Regions from separate parts of the Homo sapiens genome. Here region 1 is linked to region 2. Evidence: chromatin contacts called from ENCODE Hi-C data. All regions are on one chromosome and are shown on one strand. The core of a region is the stretch at or near the end of the contact, and the rest is flanking DNA. Distances in the headings are between cores, read along the strand shown. Region 1 holds the start of COG2 (component of oligomeric golgi complex 2). Region 2 holds the start of RAB4A-AS1 (RAB4A antisense RNA 1).

What was found. Hi-C counts contacts between places; a loop is a spot of excess contacts on that map. Pooled maps may share reads with other maps.
Region 1: a map of CD8-positive, alpha-beta T cell shows a loop between it and region 2 (8-fold over the local background). The contact joins the promoter of COG2 here to the promoter of RAB4A-AS1 in region 2. A Hi-C loop is called at or near these places in 2 of 168 maps with a recorded cell type or tissue (CD8-positive, alpha-beta T cell and naive thymus-derived CD4-positive, alpha-beta T cell) and 7 of 50 pooled maps.

The regions. Positions count from the first base shown.
Region 1 is chr1:230,641,112-230,644,116 of GRCh38, reverse strand. COG2 (component of oligomeric golgi complex 2) reads right to left here and starts at 1,636. Exons shown (of 18, transcript NM_007357.3): 1 at 1,439-1,636. The coding sequence starts at 1,510. RefSeq lists silencers at 1-89, 1,703-1,842 and an enhancer at 1,393-1,612.
Region 2 is chr1:229,269,282-229,272,580 of GRCh38, reverse strand. RAB4A-AS1 (RAB4A antisense RNA 1) reads left to right here and starts at 1,427. Exons shown (of 2, transcript NR_149313.1): 1 at 1,427-1,605. RAB4A (RAB4A, member RAS oncogene family) reads right to left here and starts at 1,470. Exons shown (of 8, transcript NM_004578.4): 1 at 1,211-1,470. The coding sequence starts at 1,241. RefSeq lists silencers at 929-1,088, 1,129-1,658.

The sequences.
Region 1 (3,005 bases), core at 387-2,886, 1.4 Mb before region 2:
CTGCATTTACCAAAGGCATTCTGTCAACTCAGAGTGGGAAAGGTGGTGGGGCTAGTGAGTCAGAGAAGATGCTGGTGTTGAGCCTTAAGAAGTCAAGAGATGGACAAACTGAGATTATTCTGTACTCTGAGATTCTTGACGTCAACAAGGCCCCTGATCTCCGTGTATGGCCTTTCCTCTTCCAGGGCACCTCTCCCCAGCATGTACCCTTAGCTGTTTCTTTCTACCCTCATTTCAGGGTAGCTCTTAGCCAGTAGGCAAAACGAAGGGTTTCTGGATCAATGAGTTGATTCTGTACATTCTTTGAGACATCCTAATGAAGTTACACCTTTTAGTACAGTGGTCTAATAGGAATATCACTTACAAGAATAAGGTACATTATTCCTGGGTATAGATAAGTCCTACATACGAAAAATGATATGGTCACACTGGAGAAGATACAGATCTACTTTAAAAAAAAACAGCTTTGGAGATGTAATCTGAATGCAAATATTATCAAAAAGAGATAGGCTAATTAATCTAGAAAACATTATGTCACCAAGAAAGGCAGAGTAAGATTTCAACTCACTTGCTCAAAATTGTAGATGTCTACTAACCAGCTAAAACTTTTCGCTTTTTAACACTGAAAGCAGCTACTAAAAGGTGTCAAAAATCCTAGTCCTCAGGAAATTAAATAGAAACATTTTTTGAATGGCTTAAGTGCAGACCCAGAGGGATACACCAAGTAGGAGCAAAGCTCCTCCCAGCTCTCACTCAAAGCCTGGCCATTTTCAAGGCTGTGCCTGATGAACTTTATCATCAGTGAAGTGTTTTCAGTTTATATTTCTTTTCTCTAAGTTTATGACCTACAACTACCAACTTCTTCAAATGCATCACGTAAAAAGTAGAGCAACTTCTTTAAAGAGTAATGGTTTGCTTTGTCGTACTGCAATAGTCGGTAAGAATGTTCTAAGCTTCTAAATATCCCATTCTGGAAGCTTTAGCTGAATGTTAAGCAAAACTTCAGATTAAGTTCTTTTTCTTTCCGACCCGAGTCCCTAGGAAAGTACGTGGGCTTGGAGATTTATTCAACACACACTTAATGAGCTCCAAGGCCCCGGTCCACAAGCTTCTTTCCGACAAGGGGACTGGCAATCTGACTGCACTGCATGGTAACAGGAACGGGTAACAGTGGCTTTGACATGCAGCTCAAAACCACTTGCCCAGAACTTTCAGGCCTTTCCATGTAACACGCACGATTTTACAGAAGTGCTTTCTCCAGGCTGCACCCGCCAAACCTGACGCCAAAAGACTCATTGCGAAGTGCAGCGAGGTCTCGGCGGAGGACCTGACACTGAGCGTGCGCAGGCAGGAGCAGCCGACCGAAGAGACCGCCACAGAGGGCACAGGGCAGAGGCACCCTCATGGCCCGGCTCCGGGGAGCGGACGCCGCGCGCACCTTCATGAACTCGTCCTTGTCGAAGCAGAGCGTGTCCGGCCCCTTGGGCAGGTTCATCCTACTTTTCTCCATCCCGCCGGCCACCGCCTCTCAGTGCCAAGATCCAAGCGAGAAAACGCAGGAGGCTGCGCAGACCGACTCGGCGGCCGCGGCCACCGCCAGTTTCCACGGCACAGGGGGGTCCGCTTCCGCCAACATGGCAGCGCCCGCGCCGCGGCCAATGAACGACGGCACCGCAAGCCGGCCTGCGCCTGGCTCTGGCCAAGAGGGGCGCGGGGGCCGCCGCTGCTGCACGGGTAGGCCGTGCTGCCCTCATGTGGCGGAGGGCGGTACTGCAGCCTCGCGCGGGCTCCTGCAAGGCTGCCCACCTCCCTAGGAGGCGTGGCTGAGCTGCAGGGGTGGGTCAAAAGGGGTGAGCGGGTCTCCCTCCCACCCCCACCGTTTCTACTGGGAAAAATTGTCCTACAACGCTTTTCCAGTGCCTTCTACCCTGAGACTGCTCTGCTTCGTTATGCATGGCCAGAAGTTGGCCCTTTGGTTCTCAGGCCCGTTTTCCAGGTTGGACGTATCACCGTGGTCGCATTCTTCACCTCCCTGTGCGCGGTCACTGCCGCTGGTGGGCGCTAACGCCTCTATGGAGACCCCCGCCCTTAGCCTCTGTCCCCACAGAGAAGTGTAGCGTCTCCTCCACTGGGCTCCGTTACTGGGAACTCATAGGGAAGAAGGTGGTCAGCTAGGCGGCTTTGGGTCCTCTGAGTAGCTCCCTGCTCAACCTCGGTCTCCGTTCCAGGTGGGCAGCCTCTGAGCGCAACTTTGGGTCTTCAAGGTGCTTAAAGGAGTGCCTCGCTATCTGATTAAACACAGCAGACAAATACATGTGCATGCACATTTATTTTTAATTTCAACCAGGAATGGACAAATTTTTGTGTTGTGGCCAGTACTGGTGCAACCAAACCAATTTCTTAGACTGTCTTCCTCCTCCTCCCCCCACCCACCCCAATTTTATTCTGAGACGTTCTTCCTTTATCTCCTCCCTTGCTTTTTTCTCCTCTTGTCCCTTCCGCTAGCTGTAAATACCGTGGTCAAATGATGATGATTCATTTTTCTTCTTTTCTCCTTGACATTCGGATGATTCAAACCACAAACCTCACTTCACACTCTTCATTCTGCAAACCTTTCCTTCCCGCTTCTGTTGAGGAATCTAGGCCTCTCTTCCCAATTTTTCTCCTTGGAGATAAGATTAACGCCATGATGGCCTGTAAAAAGGAATGGGACAGCAGAGGGTAAGACCTCACCATGAGACTTTGTATTTCAAGTATCTCAACTAGAAAACTGGTCACTTAAAAAAAAATGTAGGCGTAGAATCCAAAACGCTCTACTCCCTAGCACTGGACCTAGCAGGCCCTGTTGAAGAGCCTATTTCCTGCCAGTATCTACAGAACAGATGAACAGGATAAGAGCCGGAAGCTAGCTGGAGGATCAAAATATTCTGCCAGAGGAGCGATTGGGAAAAGTACATCCTAAGTCCCTGTTATGTTTGTTTTGCTGGAGGAAATGAAAACCTCAT
Region 2 (3,299 bases), core at 178-2,677:
ATCTTTCTTTCTAACACACTTTCACGGACCACACTCCTTCAGAACTCTTGCCTGGTTTTTAATTATTCACTCATTAGTATCACAATTGGATTAATACTGCATTCCCTCAATAGACTACGCTCCATGAGACCAGAGCCGTGTCTGCTGTGTTTCTGCAGGATGTACAGCCCTCCCAGCACGGTGCTCGCTTCCCTAATGCCATTCCACAGTATTTGTTGCAGAGAAGGAAGCAGCATGCCAGGACAGATGGAGACAGGACTAATTTGGCTTGAGGTATGTAATTTTGAACTTGAGCCTCTCTCTGGGACTGTAAAACTCCAAATCAAAGTCTTAATCTGAGAATACATACATCTGAAAGAGTGATTAGGGACTGGTAAACATCTATTAATATTCAACTCTGATACAAAGTACAAGTTGTTTATTCTTACCACGCAAGGCCAAAAAAGGGGAGAAAAAAAAAAAAGCACACAGCATATGCACTGGGAAAGCTTTCGCTTATTCAAAACAGTATTTGTCAAGCACCTCCAGGTCTGGGTGCTGCAGGGGAAACAAAGATTAAACAGCCAGGGCTTTGCTTCCAAGGTGCTTACGGTCTTAAGAAGGAGACAAGACATGTTTATAAATAGCCAAAATGCAACCCAGAAAAGGCTAAAAAACACTGAGAGGGAGGGAGAAATAAACGAAGCAAGAGGTCTCCGGAGGAAGAGATGAATGAATTAGCCTATTAATAACTCCTCACTGTAATCCCAATGTAAAGCAAGGAATTCCAAACCAGGAAAGGTCAAACTGAAGTATTTGAGGAACACAGGCGTCGCCCTAAGCCCTTCACAGGCTCGCTGGGGATAATATCGCAGCTGAAACCGAACATCAAGCTGGCTTTTCAAACCTTCAGTTATTTACATTAGACTGAGAGGGGAAAAGCGCTAAGAGTGCAAGAGCAGAGAAAGAGCAAGAGGAAACTTGAAAAGGCGGATCACGCCAATGCGCTGTGCACAGCGCCCCCGCGCCCCGCGCACCCGCTACCCCACCCGAGCCCCCAGCGGCCCGCGTCCCCCATCCCGGTCCCAAGCCCAGACACCTCCGAGATCCGTCCCCCGGCTCCGGCCGGCGCCACCGCCACCCTCAAGACCCCCGCAGCCCAGGCCCGGCCCCGCGCCACCGACGCCCCCCGCGGCCCGACCCGCGCGCCCCGCCAGCCCGGGCCTCGTACCGTAGGTTTCGGACATGGCCGTCTGCGACATCTTGGGAGCGGCGCCGCCTCTCGCCGGGTCACCGGCTGCACTCGCCCGCGGTCCGCCGGCGCGTCTCGGTGGGGAAGGACCTGGGGCGGGGGACCGGAGGAGGGAGGGGCCCGACCGGTCCCCACGGCAACCGCCGGTCTCCCAGCGGCTGCGGCCCAGCCGGACTCCAGCTCCGCGCAGGCGCAGGGCCCTCCACCCTCCGTCCGGCCGCGACCGCGAGGAGGAAGAGGAGATGGGCTACGCGAGGCCCGGCCCACCCCGCGTTCGCGCGTGCGCACGGGGAGGCCGGGGCGGGGCGCGTGAGGACTTCGGCGCGCGCCGGAAGCACGTGCGCGGGCTGGGCGCTCTGGCGGTGTGCGCTGAGGTGGGCAGAGCGGCAGGTGGGGGCGTTGGGGGCTGAGTCCCGATTTCCCTGAGGGAGGGTCGGGTAGAGGCGGGCGGTGGGCAGGTTTGGGGGTGACAGAGGGCTGGGGACAGTGGGGTCCAGTTGCCGGACAGAGGAGGAAGGTGCCCGCACTGGGGAGGAAAGCAGTCCATTTGCCAAATTGGCCCGTCTCAGTTAAGACGTTGTCTTCGGTCATCATCTGCGGCTGTCAGCCAGGAAAAAACTTCCCTGACGCTGTTACGATGGAGGCCAGAACTTGGTTAATGTGTAACAAGGAGGCAGTAGGCCCCAGGTGTCCAGCCAGAGGCCGCCCTGTGAATGGGAGGCAGGTTCATTTACCCGTTGGGAAGCTAAGCTTTCACTCCAAACTGCCGGGCCCTCTTGGATGGAGCTGAGCGGGTGTGGGCGGAATGACAGAAGCGCAAGATGCCCAGGTGCTAAAAGGTCATCGCAAGACTACAGGCTGCAGCCTCTCCACATCCCATTTTAGAGGGTTCTGGATTACGGTTGAGAAGTATCTCCCGGCCCTCAGCTGGGGATGTGTTTCCAAATTTAGGAGTTTTTTTAATTTTTATTTTTTAACAGGGTCTGGCACTGTCAGCCCAGCCCAACCGATTCTCCTGCCTCAGCCTCCTGAGTAGCTGGGGCTAGGGGCTCACACGACCACACCGCGCCAATTTTTAAATTTTTTGTAGAGATGGGGTCTTGTTATGTTGCCCAGGCTGGTCTTGAACTCCTGAGTTCAAGCATCCTCCCTCCTTGGCCTCCCAAATTGCTGGGATTACAGGCATGAGTCATCTCACCTGGCCTTGGATAGTTTGGTTTCAGAAGCAAAACTGAGTTAGAATCCCCTTCTGTGGGAAATGTAGAGATAAACATTTATGGGAAAGAGAATTTTGGTTGAGGATTTGGCCCATCTGAGCTTGATCAGGGCCACATAGCGCCTCATAGTTCCCAACCTTGTTCACAATAGGTAGTCGAATGCTCAAAATATCCTTGGCTAAGCTCCCAAGTGACCTGGACTGTGTGGAAAATGCCAGTACATACTTTTGTGTGTGTGTGTGTGAGTCAGTTTGGCTCCATCCTCCACATAAATTGGCATCAGAGCTTCCCTCTTCCCCAGTGGCTATTTGGGTCGGTATTTTTCTCTTGTCTCCGATCCTAATAACAAATAAATGCAGTTTTTTCTAAATCACAGAGAAGGCCCCATGGTGAAAAGTTGTGACAGCTGTAATTCCTAAAACTGTTTTATATATATTTCTTGTTCAGTGGCTCAGATCATTTGTTGCTTTCTTGTTTGTCTCTCTGCATGTCGTGTTTGATTTAGGCTCCTGAGTATAACAGATTGGTTCTGATTAAAACCATTTCAGAGGAAAGACAGTGATCCCAGGAAGCGGGAAGAAAACAGCATCACCTGAAGTTATTCCTATTCGTTAGATTTGTTTTCTTCCTGCGAAAAACTGCTATGTACAAGAAAGAAGTCAGTGAGCTGCAGTGATAGTTAGCATTATTGACTGAAACTGGACCAGAGATCCCTGAAACCTGGACAAGGTGGTAGAAATACAAATTATGCTGCCATTTCAAAGCTGTGGGCAGTTTTCTACTTTGTGGAAAATGAAGACTTAGGTAGGCCTTTGGGAAAGACGATTTGTTTTGGAAAAACCACCCAAAGG